Regions from separate parts of the Homo sapiens genome. Here region 1 is linked to region 2. A link is a loop called in an ENCODE intact Hi-C map of the cell type or tissue named here. Cell type or tissue: mammary epithelial cell. All regions are shown on one strand. Links, peaks and the distances in the headings refer to the core of each region. The heading gives the core; the rest is flanking DNA. Region 1 holds the start of MMRN2 (multimerin 2). Region 2 overlaps LDB3 (LIM domain binding 3).

Region 1 (8,480 bases), core at 2,376-7,375, 270 kb before region 2:
GGTTGTAGGGGGGCTGTGGTAGGGGCAGCAGGGACCCCTCTGGGCTCCTCCAGCAGAGGCAGAGGGCCCTGAAACCTGGGGCAGGTTGTCGCTGGGAGCCGGGCATAGGTGCCCTCTCCCTCACCCCCATCACCTGACCAGCCTTGCTCCTCCTTGCTTTCTCTCACAGCCCAGGGGACTCTCGGGCACACCCAGGCCCCAGGTGGCCTCCTCCTGGGTTCATACAGGCCTGCTTAATGTGTACATGTCTGGGCTGGGGAGCAGGAACAGCCCTGACTGGCCTGAGCTGCTTCCAGACCCTTCATGCCTGCCCATGGCAGTGCTTGGGGATGTGGAGACCAGCAGCCCCCTGCTCCGTTCTGCCTCCTCAGTGGATGCCCATGGCCAGACAACAGATACAGCCTGGCTCCGCTGTGTCTGACTGGGCTCCCAGCCTCCTGGGCTGCCCTTGAATCCACTGCAGAGGCTGGATGGGGAGGCGGTGTGGACAGGGCAGTGTCTGAAGTCACATGTGGACGGACTCAAGCTCTGGCTCCAACACCCAGGCCTGAAGGCCTGGGGCAAGGCACTGAGATGCTTTGAGCCCAAACCATCTGAGTATCAAAGGGGAAGCCAGGATCCCCAGGGAACCCTGGTCTGAACAAGCCCGCCCGGCATGCAAGGCTTTAAAACAACCCAGGACACGCTGGCCAGTGGCCTACATGATGGGTGGTTTGCGTCGTGCCCGGCAGGCTTGTTCAGAGTGGGCTGGGCAAACAGCCTTTCATGTAGGCCACTGGCCAGCAAGCCCTGGGTTGTTTTGAAACTTTGGGTTGGGGGCAATCCACTGTAAGCACCTTGGGGTCCATGCAGCCATAGCAGGGCTGGGGAGCCACCTGGGCTTCTGCCCAGTCCTGTGCGTCTCAGCAAAACCTGGATCTACAGCTCCAACCTGAGAGGTTTATTCTGAGGATTAAATAAGGTGAAGTGCTCAGAACAGTGCCCAGTCAACGCCTGTGAGGACCTCAGCAGCTGTTGCTTTTTACTATTTTTCTGTCAAGGTGCGGCTTCGTGCGTCTCTGCTGTTGTGTTTTTGGTGGCAACTGGCAGGCTTCTGGGTGCAGGAGGGGTGCAAGGGGTACCCAGCTCCAGGTCCAGCGGGGAGCATGAGACTGGCTGGGGCCAGGTGGGAGGCGCCGCAGGGTCCACCTTCTGTCTCTCCTGTGGGATGCCCTTCATCCTCACTAGGTTTAGACTTCTCCATCTTTGAAAGTCACCATCTGCCCCAGGGAGGATGTTAGGTGGCCCTGTTCCTCTTGCGACACTGGAGCCCAGAACTCACATGGAGGGAAGACCCAGGAGCCTATCTTCACCTCCTGCTGACAGTGGGTTCCTCAGGGACTCAGAGCAGGCAGGCGGGGGCTACCTTGAGGCTGAGCTAAGCTATCCCCGTGGATGGGACTGTGAGTCCTGTCGAATGTCTTGGGGAGCCGAAGGCAGTGCTGCCTCCTCCATGTTAAAGGCAATGGGTGGGTTGGGGGTGTTCCTGAAGGCTCACGCAGGTCCCATGAATGCCCTGTGTGTGTCCCTATAGGATACCTGGTCCTATCAACAGGCTGAACCCGTTCCTGTTCCTGGGAGGACCTGGGGACCCCTCCTCAAGCTACACAGCACCCAGAGGAAGCATGGCAGGAGTGGGCTCAAGTTTTATTTGGAATCATTTAAAAAAAAAATTCACAGCAGCATAAGTGGGGTCAGAAGGACCAGAGGGTGGGTGGGGCCGAGGGAGGGCAGTGAGGTTGGTGCAGCAGCACAGGTGGACAGGCCAAGGGTGGCCAGGGAGACGAGGGCAGGAGCGTGGGCAGCCGCATGTCACTCAAGGCGGGCACTCCTTGTGCTAGGAGGGGATGGTGTCCAAGGCAGAGGAGCGCTCTTCAGGTCATCCACGCTGGCCTGTAGCCCTCTAGTCTCCCCCACTCTGGGCCTGGGAGAGAGAATGACCTGCACACCCAGCTCCAGGCCCCAGCCTTAATGGGCCACCCTGAGTGGGCTGAGAAAAGTTGTCTTCTGTGCCCCATGCCTGAGGGGTCATCCGTGGGGGGACCTCCCACTCAGGTTCAGGGTTAGCCCTGTACACAGTCCCTGTAGGGGCTGTGGAAGGTCAGGAGGCCCCTCTGGGCCCTGGGAGCCCAGGAGGGAAGCAGTGCGTCTGTGGGGGATGGGGTCCCTACCAAGGAACCCCCCATGGTGCACCCCAGGAGCCCAGCTCCTACCTCCTCTGCCACTTCCTCTTTCTCTTTGGATGCCTCACCCTCCTGTTGGGGGGCAGATGGCCTCAAGTCCTCCTGTAGGGGACAAAAGGGGGCATGAGACCATGTGGAGAATGCAGAGACCCCTAGCTGCCCTGCAACCAGGGCCTTGTCTACCCTGGCCTCAAGGAGGAGCAGAGGCCCCTCGTGGCCTTGTTGTACTTGGAGGGGCTGGAGGTATTGGGGGCGTGCAATTCAGACAATACCCGGGGCTCTGATGATGCCGAGGCCTTCCAGGGGCACCAAGTACCCTGGAGCCCAGCTTCACCCCTCAAGCTGGTCCCCAGTCTCTGGGAAGCCCCTAGTTGGGCTTCACTGATGAGGAACCTGGGTGGGGTAGGGTGGAGTGGGGGTTAGAGTGGGCAGAGGCCCCTGAAGCCCCAGGTCTGACCCCACCCTCAGTAGCCCTACAAGGAAGACTGATTGGGGTTCACATAGGGACTCTGAGGCCAGGGAGGCTTGGCATGCAGCTCAGGGCCTTCGAGCTCAAAGTGGTGGGGTGTGTTGGCATCAGATCAGGCTTGCTTCAGGCCCACTTCAGTCCACAGGAGCATGGCTCCCTCTCTTTGCCTCCTGGACAGGCTCTGGGCTCAGGCTGGTCAGGGCCAGCAGAGGTTACACAGTCCTCTCTCACTTCCCATCTTCTATCTCCTGCACTCCATGCCGGCCAGACACTTGCGTGAGATATCATGACAGCTGGGTGTGTAGGACCACACTGGTGATTGCCCTGCACTCTGGCCTCAGCACCTGCCTCTGGCGGGGGACGGGGGGGAGGCGGGGATACTGTCACCTCTGTGTTGCCCCAGGGCCATCCTGCCCCTTGGCGGAGTGGGGCATAAAAGGGCAGTGCTGTGCTGGCGGGAGTCGGCCAGGCTATCCAGGGGCAGGGCAGGTGGCCACCTGCTGAGTCCTGCTGCCCTAAGGCTGATGATGAGGCCAGGGGTATGAGTGGTCAGATAGTCCCTGCTGAGGCCTTTCACAGTTCACTGGGAGATGAGTCGTGACTGGTTTTGGGGTGTCACCAGGAAATGAGTCTCCCTCGAGGTGGCTCCAAGGGCTCACTAGCCCTGCTCCGGGATTCACAAGGAATGCCCGGGCACCCTCACCCCAGGGCCTCTTTTGCTGGGGGTGAGGAGGGAGGAGCCCCCTGGGGCTCTATGTGTTCTGCCTGGGACACATGATGATGATGATGATGATGGTCACCTTCCTCTGCTGGGTGCTCACATAGACCAGGAGAATTGCTTCATGGAGGTCATGGCCCTGCCTCATCACACAGCCCAGGGAGGCCGACACTCTCACCCCCATCTTGCAGATGAGAACACGGAGGCCCAGAGAGGTTCCTTTGCTTCTCAAGGTCATACGACGAGAAAGGGGAACTAGGAGAGGGAGCGGCTGCCAGCTCCAAGGACATGGAGACCCTGTGCTGGCCCTGGAAGCAGACACCTGGGCATCGCCCCAGAGCCAAGAGGAGTAGGGCAGCCCCCACCCTTCCACCCACCCACTCCTAACGCAGGGATTCTCAGTGCTCAGAGCCTCAGACTCCACCACCTAGGAGGCCTGGAGCAGGTAGGAGAGCTGGACACTGCTCCCCCGCCCCACCCCCAGGTAGGAATCCTAGCCCAGGCCACCACTTACACTGCCACAGGGTCTCTCAGAGTACAGGCTGCTCAGGGGAATTCCAAGCTCACATGAACTAGCCATGGGACCTTGGGCACATTAATCTCTCTGGGCCTTAGTTTCCACACCGTCTCATGGATTTTGTGTCTATTAAATGAACTAATAAGCGTACAATGCGTAAAGCAGAGCTTGCTGTGTCACAGGTGCTGGGACAGCTCACCCAGCCAACACCCGTCCCTGGGGTGCGCCCCACTGCTCCTGTGCTGTCTGCTATTGGGCCGCACACGCATGTGTACATTCACACGCATGTACACCCACACATTCTCACAAATGCACCCACATGCTCACTCAACACACGTGCACACACACACAAAGGCAGCTGCAGAGGGTAGGGTCAGAAGCAGCACTGCTTTCTTACCACTAGGGGACGCTACTTCCCTGAGGCTCCCAGCAGGAGGCAGCTGCCCCGCCCAGCCCAGGGAGGGAGGCTAGGCCCTGGGGGCGGGGCTGGTGCTACTCAGCCCCCGGCCTGGTGACCACTGCCCGGGAGGCTGCCTGTCACCGTGTGGGATCCTGTTTTCACTTATAAAATGGGGTGTCTCCTAAGTGCTGAGAGCCGTCCGGAAGATGTGGTTTTGAGCCTCACTTTCCTTGTCTATGAGATGGGCTCCCAAGTCCCCCGAAGGGGTGGTTGTGGTGATTCCAGACCCGAATGCAGGTCGAACAGCAAGCATGGACCCCACCCCATGCCGGCGCTCAGTGGGTACTGAAACTGAAGCCAGCCGCAGCCCCCCGTGTTGTTTCCTGGGGTGTGGAGTGGAGTGATGCCGCCTCCGCCCAGCAGCCTTTCTGGGCCCAGGAGAGGACTGGGCAGGTCTGAGGGCCGGGGCTCACCTTGCGCACCACCCCGGAGGTGACCGCGATGTTCTCCGCCTCCTCCACGGTCTTGGTGGCCACAGTGTTGACGCTGCTCACCACAGCCTCGCTCACGGCGTTGGCCTGCTCCTTGGTCTTCTCGGCCACTATGGGAGGACACTGGCTGGCCTCCACCCCAGCCCCAGCCCCAAGGCAGGCCTGCTGGAGTCAGGCTCGCAGCCCCTTCCCAGGAGCTCAGAGCCCTGGCCCTGCTGGGACCCTCCCCTGCTCCCTCTGACTCCAGGGCACCTCTGATGCTGGTGGGGGTAAGGAGACGCCCACCCTAGTTTAGCCTCATGGTCTGCAGGGGTCTGTAGGGCTTGGGACCCCAGTTGGGGGTAAGGCAGGACTCTAGGTTTGAGCCCCAGCACTAGGATGCAGGAGCCCCAGGGGTCCTATCCCCCATGTGTCCCCTGGCCCTGGGGCTTCTCACCTGAGGTCACGCTCTGTACAACATTCTCCTTGGTCTTGGCTCCTGGGGAGGAAATGGAGCTGTCAGCCCAGACCTCCCTCGAGGTGTTGGGGGCGGTCAGGACAAACACAACAGAACAGCTGGACAAACTGTGGGGTCGGTGGGGGGGTAAGGATGGTGTCTGGGGGCCGGCGGCCCCTTCAGAGGGCCTCTTCCTGCTGTGTCTGGAAGAAGTGGATGGATGGGAAGGGGACAGGACAGAATGTGGGGGACAAGAGAGAGCAGGCCTGAGGTAGGGACACTGGCTAGACCCAGGGTCCAGCCCCTGCCCGGGTGTGGCCGGGCCTCAGAAGCAGCAACAGGACAGGATGGGCCAGAGCTGAGTCATTGGCTTGACCTCCCCTTCCTCCTCTGGAGAGTGCCAGGAGAGGATGCGGGGGAGGGAACACTGAGCCTAGGTTTCATCCCCCAGCCTGCCCCTTCTCTCTGGGGAGGGAGGGGATCCGTGACCTGGCTGTAGCCGCTCCCGTGTGGAGAGGGTGGGGGCCACCTGAGCACAGGCTGCTCATGGCTTCAGGGGCTCCAGGCTCAGGGGAGGCTGGTATGCTTGGGAATGTGTGTGTGCGTGCACAGACAGGTAGCCAGCCCTGTCTGCGGTCTCTGACACCCAGAGGCCCCGAGGAGGCCAAAGACAAACACACATAGGTGTGCACAGGGCATTGTGGGTGCTCCAGGGTCTGGAGACCCCACCTTGATAGCCAGGGCCTCGCCCCCTCCCAAAATGCCTCCCTGGGGCTGGGGAGTAAGGTCTGGCGAAGGTAACTGGGCACTCACCCTTTGGCCACCACACTGTCCCACCCTGCCATGCCCCACTTACCCACATACATGACCCCCTCCTTGGTCTTCTCAGCTGCTTCCGTCACCCCCTGCTTGGTCTTTTCCACCGCACCCACCACGCCCTCCTTGGCGATGGAGAAGCCCTTCTTGAAGACATCCATGGTGGGTGTGCAGGGTTGTGCTGCTGCAGGCAGGACGGAGCTGGATCTCCCTGCGAGCTGCGGGCTTGAGCTGGCTCGAGTGCTGCCGCAGCGGCTGTCCCCGATGCCTCCTATTGACGCCGATGAAATATTGATGCGGAGGCCAGCTGGAGCCCAGCCAGCCCTGCGTGCAGTGGGGGCGGGGAGGGAGGGAGGGAGGGAAGGAGGTTCAGCCTCACCTTCCTCCAGGATAGGAAGGCAGAGACCAGGCTCCCTGGGCTCCTGCTGGCTCAGCCCAGCTCTCCTGCCCCGTGCCCTCCATGGGCTGGAGGGGGCTGGCCACCTCCCAACCTGTCCCTCATTCATTTACTGCCCTGCCCACCCATGGGGGCAGCCCTGGCTGGGTGCTCTTGGCCCCAGGGGTGCTGTGTCTATGCTGCACCTGGACAGACAGGCACAGAGAGGGGAGGCGCCTTGGCCATTGTCCCCAGCTTCCTAGGTAGGGGTCAGGGCCACATAGGCCTGTTAGGTGAGAGCAGCCAACCTCCCGCGGCCTGGGCTGTGCAGCTACCCACCAGCATCCTGGATGCCGCTGGACCCTGGGCTGCCATGAAACCGGTTGGAGGATCTGAGGTGGGTGGGGGTGGGGAAATGAAGGACTTCCTCATGCCTTGGCCTCTGGCTGCATGCTGTGTGACCCCAGAATAGTCCCTTCCCTTCTTTGAGCCGCCCAGTGCTGAAGGTGCTGAGGAGGCATGAATTGCCCCCCATTTCCTGGCCAGCAGTGTGGATGGGCAGCAGGTCCCCTGAGATGGACCTGACCACTTCCTGTGGCCCCACCTCGAAGTCCACGCTCTTTTCATGGCTCCCAGGGAGCAGGTTCCCATAAGGATGCATTTGGTGGGGCCACCCCATGTCTACCACATTCCCAGAGTCCCTGAGCCAAGTCCTCAGGGACAGGAACTGGCTTGTGTGGTTGGCGGCCCCTGTGGGGCCAGCCAGGGTAGTTGGGGGGCAGGACAAGACCCACCGGGTAGGCCGGCCCAGGCCACTTCCTCTCTTTGTTGTCCTCGTATTTTCTTTTCCTCCTGAGATTTAACTTGAAGACAACGTCACTAGCAGTTTCTGGAGCTACTTGCCAAGGCTGAGTGTGAGCTGAGCCTGCCCCACCACCAAGATGATCCTGAGCTTGCTGTTCAGCCTTGGGGGCCCCCTGGGCTGGGGGCTGCTGGGGGCATGGGCCCAGGCTTCCAGTACTAGCCTCTCTGATCTGCAGAGCTCCAGGACACCTGGGGTCTGGAAGGCAGAGGCTGAGGACACCGGCAAGGACCCCGTAGGACGGTAAGAGGGCCTGGACCTTGGCAGAGGTCATGGAGTAGGATCTGAGTCCCAGCTCAGCTAGAGCAGAGCCTCTCTAGACCTCACTGGGGTCCCATCTGTGAAATGGGCTAATAGTATCTATCTCTGGGCCATCTGTGAGGCTGAAAAAGTAGTCTGGACTGGGTGTTTCAGGATCCACCTAAGAATTGCAGGGAGTTCCCTGTCGGAGCCATGGCAGGGAATGGGGCTTGGGGGGCTGGCAGGGAGGCACAGCTCCTACCATCAATCACCCAGCATGGGGCACTGGGGGACTGTGGCTGAAGCCATTGCCAGCTGGCCTGGCTATGCCTCCTGTTCTTCCAAAGAAATCAATTCTGAAAGCTGAGACCCAGCAAGGCTGCCCTGAGATTTTGATCTGAGTTCCCTGGGGACCTGACTCTGACTGCCCAGCAGTGAGCAGAGACGGCCCCCTGCTCTCCAGAGCACAGTCCAGGGCGCTCTGCCTCAGCGACCCAGCAAGTGGGCAGGATGGTCTTGCAACTGGACCCAGAACATAGCTTTCCAACATTCTATGTGTACAGAGCCAGGGCCCATCCTGCTGATGAGGTGTTGGGCCTGTAAGTCCCCCCTCATCTCCAACTGCCCCTCAGTCAGAGCAGCAGGTGCTGTTTACGGGGCCCCCAGTCTCAGGGCCAGGCACCTTGCCACGTGTATCTCAGTTCATCCCTCCAACAGCCCCACTTACAGAGGAGGAGCCTGAGGCTCAGAGAGGCTGAGGGGCTTGCCCAAGGCCACACAGCTAAGGAGCAGGATCTGAGTTTGACTTCAGAGCTCATAGTGAACTCTCTGCAGCACTTGGAGCCAGCCCCAGCCCCCAGATGCTCCTACCTCCACCCTCCTGCCCCCACACACCAGACCTGTTTGGCTAAGGGCATCTACATGGATTTAGGG
Region 2 (8,480 bases), core at 400-5,399:
CCTCTGTCCCAGAGAAGCGCAGCCCTTTGTGGAGGACCAGGTGACCTTCCCTTAGGCTCCCAGGGTCTGGCACATGATAGGTGCACAAAACTCTTGGCTGAACAAACAAATCCTACATCAGAGCCAGAAGGGACCCTAGAGCCCCTCGGGTCCAGTGCCTCCCAGCCTGAATCAGACTGCAGTGCAGGCCATGGTCAAAAGCCTTACAGCCCACTCACCCTGGCCGGGGGACCAGAGGACCAAGCCGCCCAGCCCACCTTCTCAGAGGCCTGGGAGGGCTCAGGTGAAGCCCACAACAGTAACAGACTGCTGGCCCAGCCCTCTCCTCGTACAGATGCTGAAGCTGAGGTCCAGAGAGGCCAGCCAACTAGCTCCAGGTTACAGCAGATAAGGGCCCCATTGGGTGAGAACCTAGGTTTCCTGGCTGCTAGCCCTGTGTCCTTTCCATTAGGCTCCCTGCAGTCATAGGGCTCAGGAAGGCTACTTCTGCCCAGTGGGAGGCCCTGGACCTATGCCTGGAAAGATGCCCTGTCCAGTACTCTTCTGCCTGCCTCTCCCTTTTCCCCAGAGGGCTGGCTGGCTGGGAGAGGAAACTCCCCATTGTCCATGTCTTATACCCTCCCTGCAAGGAGTGTGACAGGGAACTGACCTTGTGTCCCAGGACTGGTCCCTGTGTCTGGCTCAGGGTGGGCTACAAGAGCAGAGGTGGGGAAAGGTGATCGAGGTTGGGTGGAGCTGCCCTGGCTTCGCTGAAGGCCCTGCCCTGGCCCAGAGAGCTATAGGTACTGGCAGCCTGTGGTTGGGATCGGTTGGGAAAGACCAGCAGAGGCTTCTAGGGTCCGGCCAGGGAGGAGCCTGCAGCTGCCCAGGGAGCAAAGGAGAGGGTGGGATCTTGCTGTTGCTGGGACAGGCCATTTCTGGCATAGGGAGGAGTCCCAGGCGTTCCTAAGGTCTGGGTGAGATGGGCAACAGGAAGGCACAACCAGGTCTCCCTGGTCCTGGCTCCTGACCCACTGGGAGGGGAGGGAAGGAGGGAGTGTGAACTGTGCAGTGGGTGAGGGAAGGTGTGGATGCAAGGCCCTTGAGCCTCTCTACAGAGCTTTGCAATCCAGAGAGCAGGTGGAAGGTGTTTGCTGCTGTTTCCCTGGAATGTGCCCAGGAGGAGCTCCCCTGTGCCTTTCTTGGCTCCAAGGGTTCAAGAAAGCATTTCTGGCTTCATTTCCCACAACCCCGTGCAAAGACCAGGGACTCTTGTTGCTGCTGTGACCAAGACTGGGAGTCAGATAAGGAAACTGCTGTGCCTTTCATGACACCAAGGCTCAGGGAGAATATATGCAGGGAAGATGGAACAGGTCCTGCAGTCCTTGGCCCTTGGCCTGAGTCCACTCTCTGGACCCACTTTCAGCTTGTTCTTCTTGCCACAGAAAACACTCCACAGTCACCGCAACATCAGGTCACCGCTGCATTTGCTTCACTGTGTGCAGCCCCCAGTCTGATTCATCTTTCCCCTCCCATGGGTGGTCATGGCAGGCACTGGCTCCTGCAGATACACTTCCCATGAGGATTCTGGGGAGTGGCCTCCAAGAGGTTACCTTGTCACCTTCTAGCCCTGAATAATGGCCCAGTGTGCATTCTAATGTCTGGGTCTACACTGTTCCAGTGCAGATAGGAAAGGCGGGGGGAGCTACCCCAAAGCACGGCAAGAAGAACACAGGTATGCACCCCCAGCCTGGGCCTGCAGCATGAGTGTCACTACTCTGTGATTTCTGTGACCACAGTGACATTATTTGGACAAACCCCAAGAGACAAGTACTTGCCTGTAAAGGCTGCAAGGGATGTCGTTTGGCTGACAGGTGGGTGTGAGGAGGAGCGTGGACAGAGCACGTGGGCTGACCACTGGTCCTCAGACACATCCCACCAAACCCACACACACCATCCCACAACCAGACAGACGGATGACTGGACAGACACTGCAGGGTCTACTTACGCCAGCGGTGACGCCCTGCCAAGCAGAGGAAAACCCAGCCGTGAGTGCGCGTCCATCATGGGATAGCAGAGGGGCAGCGCACACAAGAGAGCCGGGTTAGGGTCAGAAACGAGTTATGGGAATGGGGTGGGTGAAGGAGGAAGAAAAAGAGAAAAAACACGGTCATTGAGGAAGGAACCACGGAAATTAACAGCAGAAATGGGAGCACGTTATGGCCAAGAGGGTTACTCACTGGCACCACAGCATGGTCAGCTCAGCGTGGCTGCGTTAAAAGGAAGAGGAGAAGAGGACCCTTTCCAGGCATACCAGGGGAGGAATAGGGAGGGGATGGGAGGGGACAGGAGGGAGATGGGAAACGTCCTTCGTGAAGTCTCGATTAATCAACAGTGCATCAATTCCAAAACTGATGGGTGCCCTAGTGGTGAGACCAAATGATAGCAGTCTTCCCAACGTGCAGAAAACAGAAAGTTAGTGAAGAGCATTTCTTTCATTATTCTCCATTGAACTTCCCTTTGGCCATTGCTACTACTTTTAAGAGCACACCAAGGACACACGTGACAAAGAAATGTTAACAGGAAATCCCTGTTAGCTCTTGGGCTTAGGCAGCCTTGTTTTTCTGGGTACGCATGAGCTAATGCTTGTGTTTGTAAACTTGCATGGTCATATTTTCTGCTTTGAATGATGGAATTCAATCAACCTTGCCCAGAATTAGGCGAAGAGCAGCAGCCCTGAGCCTTGGGAGTTTGACTTGAAACTCCAGGACAGGCGACCTCTGCTCCCTGGTGGCCTAGAGGAAGTACTGCATCTCCAAAAGGGCCCCAGGCTCCTCAGTTCCAGCAGAGCCCAGAGAGCCCACACTGTTCCACCCTTGGGGCTGGGGAGCCTGCCCTTTATAACCTGCATGCATATCATGGCCACAAGGGCTGGGGTCTGGAAAGGCCAAGTGCAACTGGGTTCTCTGGGACTTTTTAATCCCTCCATCCCTCTTATTACATCGGTTTTTCTGGCTTTGGAAAAAAGCATCACTGTCATTTCAAGACTTTTTGCCTTGAATTGCTAGGGGATCCTGACCCAGGGATAAGATGTTGCCGAGACTGATAATCAGCCAACACAGTGGTATTCCCAAGTAGAAAACAGTGAGGAATTATGTGTATGTGTGTAAAAAAGAAACAACAGATAGACAGACACATACACACACACACACACACACACACACACACACACGAGGGTCGGGGGAGGGAGAGACAGAGAAAAAGCAACAAGGAGGAAGACAGAAAGAGACATACAGAGAGAGGGAGACACAGAGACACGCAGAGAGAGGTCTGTCTGCATGAATGTTTGCATTGCTAGCATTTTTCATCCACAAATGATTTTCAGCCAACTCTTTCTTTACCAACCCTCAAATTCCCCAGCCATAGCTAATGGGTGAATTCCAGGAACCAAGGATGTCTTAAATGCCACTGCCTTGAGGCCGGGCTTCCTAGGGCAAAAAGAAGGGGATTGCTCCCATCTGTGGGACTGATTGCCAGCAGTAGTGTGGATGGTTGGTCGCAGACCCCTTCCCAAACCAGAAACCCAGCCAGTGTATTTGAATCAATTCTCATTGCTGGAAGAACCTGGTAACTTCCCCCTCCTTAAAGGACAGCTTCGCTGTGAGAGGCCTGGGGGCCTCCAGAATGGTCCCCTTGTTAAGAGGACTGTAGAAGTCTCTTCTTCCAGCCTCCTCATAGAGCCTGGGAAAATGCAGAGGCTGTGAAAAGCACTTTGAGGAGCCACCATTTTCTGCATTTCTCCACCCTTCTCCTAAAGCTGACCATGGAGAGGGTCTGAAGAGAGGATACCCACGTTCCAGAAGGCCCTGGTGAAGGCTGGCTCCCCTCCAAGGGCCATGCCTCCAGGAGGTCCAACGTGAGGGAAGAAAGCTGGTCCCGATGGTGCCCAATGGCCCATACCCCTCGGGCTCTGGAGGCACTGAGTGGCGGTGGAGGAGGGAGGCGCTTACCCACTGAAGTCACTGCCTTGGGCTTGGGCCTGCCCAGCGATGGCATCCATGATGGCATCCTGGGAATACATGCTGATGGGCGTGTTGTACTGCGCATGGATGATGGTGGCCTTGCCGCCCAGCCCCTTCACCTCGATGGGCTTGTGGGTGGACAGGGCCGAGTCCTTCAGGGCACTGGGGTTGAAGCGTTCCTGGTAGTCGGCGCTGGGGGAGGGGTGCGGGAGTACGGGCAGGGAGAGGGAGGAGAAAAGGGCAACAGGTGGCGGTTACATGGGTGGCCAAGGCAAGGGCTGGGCGCGGTGGGTGTCGAGAGAGATCTCCCAGAGCCGAGGCCCTGAACCCCCATAGGCTACACAAGTCTCCAGATGGTGGGTGGTCTGGGTGTATTCAAGAAAATCCTTGGCACCCTCCCCCAAAGCCCAGTGCAGCAGAAGGTTTTCTTTTTTCTTTCTTTTTTTTTTTTTTTGATACAGGGTCTCGCTTTGTCGCCCATGGTGGAGTGCAGTGGTGTGATCTCCACTCACTCCAGTCTCAACCTCTTGGGCTCAAGTGATCCTCTCACCTCAGCCTCCTGAGGTAGCTAGGACCACAGGCATATGCCACTATTTTTTTTTTTTCTGTAAAGACAGAGTCTCACGATGTTGCCCAGGTTGGTCTTGAACTCCTGACCTCAAGCTGATCCTTCTGCCTTGGCATCTCACAGTGTTGGGATTACAGGCATGAGCCACCACTCCTGGCCATAGAAGGGTTTCCTTGCCCATCTTGGCTTTCCCAGCTCCCCTGCAGTGCCTGGCTCAGCCTGAGCTCCCTCCCAGGGTCTGCAGGGGCTGCCAGGCACAGAGAGATCTCCCACTACACACAGCAGGGGAAGCGCAGGCATGGGGCTGGGGGTAGGGGTCGGGAGCAGCAGCCCAAGCTGAGTCCAGAATGCCCCAAAGGTGAAAAGCGGCTCCACTGGCACCCGCAGGGATTCTGAGCAAGGTTTCTCCGTGAAGGGGCTCTTCCTGCAGGCCACCCCCTTGGTGGCCCAGGGCTCTGATCTTCCAGACGCTTCAGGGAATGTGCTTCTTCCTCAGAGCAGGGCTCCAGCTGCCCAGGCCCCCTCAAGTCCAGTTTGCTGAGTAGCTGGCCATCCTCTACCCACAGGAGGCTCTTCCCTCCAATGGATAGGTGCGCTCCCCGGGCAGACAAGATCCAGTGCAGCCCTTCTGAGGGGTCGCCAGGACAGAAAGGTCTTCAGGCTCACACAGGCCCAGCAGCAGCACAGCCTGTGTCCCCCTCCCCCTGCGCCCGCCACCGTCACCAACCCCAGGCACATCTTAAGCAGCTGCTGCAGCAGGAAATTGGGAATGAAATTAGAACCATCGGATGGAGCCCCCACTCCCACCCCCAAATGCTTCTACTCCAGCTTCACACATGCAGGCTCACCCAGGGGTACAAGTGTACCCCACTCATACATATGCACATACATGTACACATGCCAGCAGGCACACTCTATCCACGCCAGACACACGCAGACACATGCTGGGGCTGGCACGCAAGCGCACACACATGCTGTCCTTTGATACTAACTTGGCTGGAGAGTTGACTACCACCTGGGGAGGAAAAGGGCAAAGAAGACAGGGTGGTCAGAGAGAGGCTCCACCAGGGGCAGTTTGAGCGCCGGGGCCATCATCAGCCTGGTCATTGTGGAGGCAGAACCAGCCCAAACCGCAATGGGTGAGGAGAGCAAGGAGTGAGGAGGGAGAACTCAGAGCCGGGAATCACAGCTACTGGGACCCTCGGTTTGGTTCAGAGACTGACACAGCAATGTTTCCCTCTTGAGGGGTCCCCAGTGCCCTCTGCTTTGCCAGAAGAAGGGTTTTCTTGTCTATCTTCAGGGGCACTCGTACCGCATACATGAATCCCCCACATACAAACCTGGCTATAGACCCCAGAGTGGAAGCTAGGGGTGGAGACAGGACCAGCTGTGGCTGCTATGGAAAAGGCTGAGGCCCAGGGGCCTCCCTGCCTGTCAGCAGCTCCGGACTAAGAGTCTGTTTTGTGGGGGCAGCTCTGGAATTCTGTCCTGAGCAGGCATTGCAGTGGTAAGGAGGCAGGGTGTGCGCGGGGTTTCCTATGCCCCCCCAAACCTGACCTCCTCTCCCTCCCAGAAGAGACGCAGGCAGCTCTGGCTGCTCCTCTTGGGGTATAGGGGAGTGGGGTGCACAGTCACCAGGGGCCACTCCTAAAGGCCCCTTGGGCCAGCAATGAGGCAGGATGGAGGAGCGAGCAGGCGCAGGGAGAAGTGTGAGCTCAACAGCCGAGGCAGCACAGTGAGAGGCCCCTTCCTCTCACTCTGACCTGAGAGTGAGCCTCCCAGAGCATGGTCTCTGTAGGGAAAGCAGTGTCTGTCCTGTGTTTCTTTAAATGCAAATTCCCTGCAGTGGCAGACCCTGTGGCCAGCAGCCCTGTCGGGGGCCTGTGAGGGAGACAGTGTGGAAGGTGGGGGGCTCTGTCCCCAAACTCTGCCACCTTCTTGAATCTGCCCAGTGTGGGCTGTAGCTGGGGGAGCTTGGGCCCCGGCCAGCCTGGCCCTGGTCATTTGCAGCCAAACCCTGGGAAGCCAGGCTCAAGTCAGTGGTCCCCGGTCCCAGGGAGCAGCACAGTGGCCCTGCTCTGCCCCAGGCCCGCCACTGCCTCAGAACTGATAAAATTCCCTCTATCCTCCCAGGCTCAAAATAGCTGCAAGTGGAGCTATATTAGGAAAGGGCCAGCACGGAGCTCCATTCCTTCTCCATTTTTGGCCAGTGCTGACAGCTGCAGGGTCATCTCTTGCCCTGACCAGCCCAGGGCCCCCTGCAGAGGGCAGTGTTGGCCTGGCGGGGTGGGGGCTGCCTCTGCCCTCCCTTGGCAGCCTGCTCCTTCTTTGACATTTATTCCTGCCTCCTGCTCAGCTTCTCCCACCCAGGACCTGGGGCCGGGATGGTGGCAGCAGACACATCTGAGAGGAGCCAGTGCCTGGGTCTTGGGGAAGATGAGCCAAAGATGTAAGACCTGCCCAGGGGCCCTTGCACTGAGTGGCCTGAGGGGCACTGCCCTTCAGTGCCAGCCTCAGAAGGGAGGAGAAGAAGGGGGCTGCTGGGATGCCTATGCCCGTCTGCCCTTGCACCACATCTGTTTCTCTCTCCTCCTTCCAAGAGGATACGAGGTGCCAAAGAATTGCACTGCAAGTTGCCCAGAGGAGAGAGTAGCGGAAGGGGCTTCTTTTTGGAGCCAGACAGGACAGAGTTCAAGTTGTGACCCTGCCTCTTCCTAGCACTGTGACTCCGGGCAAATTACCCACCCGTCCCAGCCTGTTTCCTAATTCTAATTCTTGAGATGGTAGTGCCTACCCCGCAGGTGGGTTGTGCAGACTGAACGGGTCATGAGTCTAAGGTGCTCAGCATGGGAGAAGTGTGCCATGGATAAGCACGGGGATTAGCCCTTGCTGACCCTGTTGCTGACCCACTTAGCATAGGTGGTGGCCTCAGCCCAGCAGAGGTTGCCCTAGGCCAGCCCAGGTCAGAGGCTCCAGCCCTTCCTGCCGGCATTGCCTGAGACAGCAGCATCAGCTTTTACTTTGGATGAAGCACCCACTGCACATCCTCCCCTAGCCCACCATCCCTTGGAGGAAACGTCAGACTCTGCTGCTCTGAGCACCAAGAAATAATTTACACATTCATCAGGGTCTGGGCAGCCCCTGCACCGACAGCAGAGTACCTTAGGCACTATGGGAAGCAGAGGTGGGCCTGGCCCCTCACTTCCCTGAGCAGGCAGCAAGTCCCTGTCTCAATGCAAAGTGGAGTCAGGCAGACCTGCATGCCAGTTCTGTCTGCCACTTACTAGCTGTGTGACCTTGGGCAAATTACTTGCTCTCTCTGAGCGTCTATTTTCCAGCTATAAAATGGGGAAAATCATGCCCACCTCTGGAGTTGCAGAGAGAGTTGTTTTAGAGAGTGTTGCTGAGAGATAAGGCATGTGGACTGTTAGCTGGTCCATAGCCAGAGTGCATGGTCAGTATGGGGAGACATTATCATCATTGCAGGTGGGTCTCCTGGGAGTCCCAGGCCACCAGAGGCTGACCTCTCTGCCTGAGGCCAGTTCCTGAAAAGGACCGGGAAGACCTACCAGCCCAACAAATGCGGGACAAGGAGGTCATCTCTGTTCTACTATTCCCTGAGTTTTCTGGCAAAAGTCCTTTGCTGGGGAACCCTGGGGGCATATATGGCTCTGTCACCTTGGGTAAGGGAAGCAAGCCATGTGGTGCCAGAAATCAGCTTCACTGAGGATTCTAGAAAGAGCTGGGGGGGTGGGGAAGCTGAGGGCCACAGGGAGCAGTGACCTGATGGGGCACAGGTGCCTTCTGCTGCAAGGGCAAAGGCAAGGGCATGGGCTTGGGCCAGACTGACCGGATTCCTACTGTGACTCTTCTGGGTGGCTCCAGGCAGTGATGATACCAGGTGTCATGCA

Evidence for each region. Peaks named below come from ENCODE experiments on the same cell type or tissue, not always from the same donor. Only the 100,000 strongest peaks of a DNase experiment are listed, where the experiment ranks them.
Region 1: it touches region 2 in a loop (11-fold over the local background); 21 of 110 quality-filtered maps call a loop at or near these places.

What each region holds. Positions count from the first base shown.
Region 1 is chr10:86,956,448-86,964,927 of GRCh38, reverse strand. It overlaps MMRN2 (multimerin 2), which reads left to right and starts at 7,313. Exons shown (of 7, transcript NM_024756.3): 1 at 7,313-7,550. The coding sequence starts at 7,387. It overlaps SNCG (synuclein gamma), which reads right to left and starts at 6,329. Exons shown (of 5, transcript NM_003087.3): 1 at 6,110-6,329; 2 at 5,254-5,295; 3 at 4,800-4,927; 4 at 2,253-2,324; 5 at 1,670-1,963. The coding sequence starts at 6,230. The coding sequence ends at 1,943. RefSeq lists enhancers at 2,439-3,038, 3,639-4,239, 5,440-6,039. In mammary epithelial cell, for the core only: a CTCF peak has its summit at 4,316 (motif pointing right); DNase peaks (open chromatin) are centred at 3,277 and 5,757; H3K4me3 peaks cover 858 bases; H3K27ac peaks cover 2,025 bases.
Region 2 is chr10:86,682,782-86,691,261 of GRCh38, reverse strand. All of the region lies in intron 5 of LDB3 (LIM domain binding 3), which reads right to left. Among named protein-coding and RNA genes, the nearest start is that of LDB3, 19 kb to the right of the region's middle. RefSeq lists enhancers at 3,569-4,106, 1,693-7,190, 8,353-8,480. In mammary epithelial cell, for the core only: a CTCF peak has its summit at 2,766 (motif pointing left); no DNase peak of the experiment used is centred there.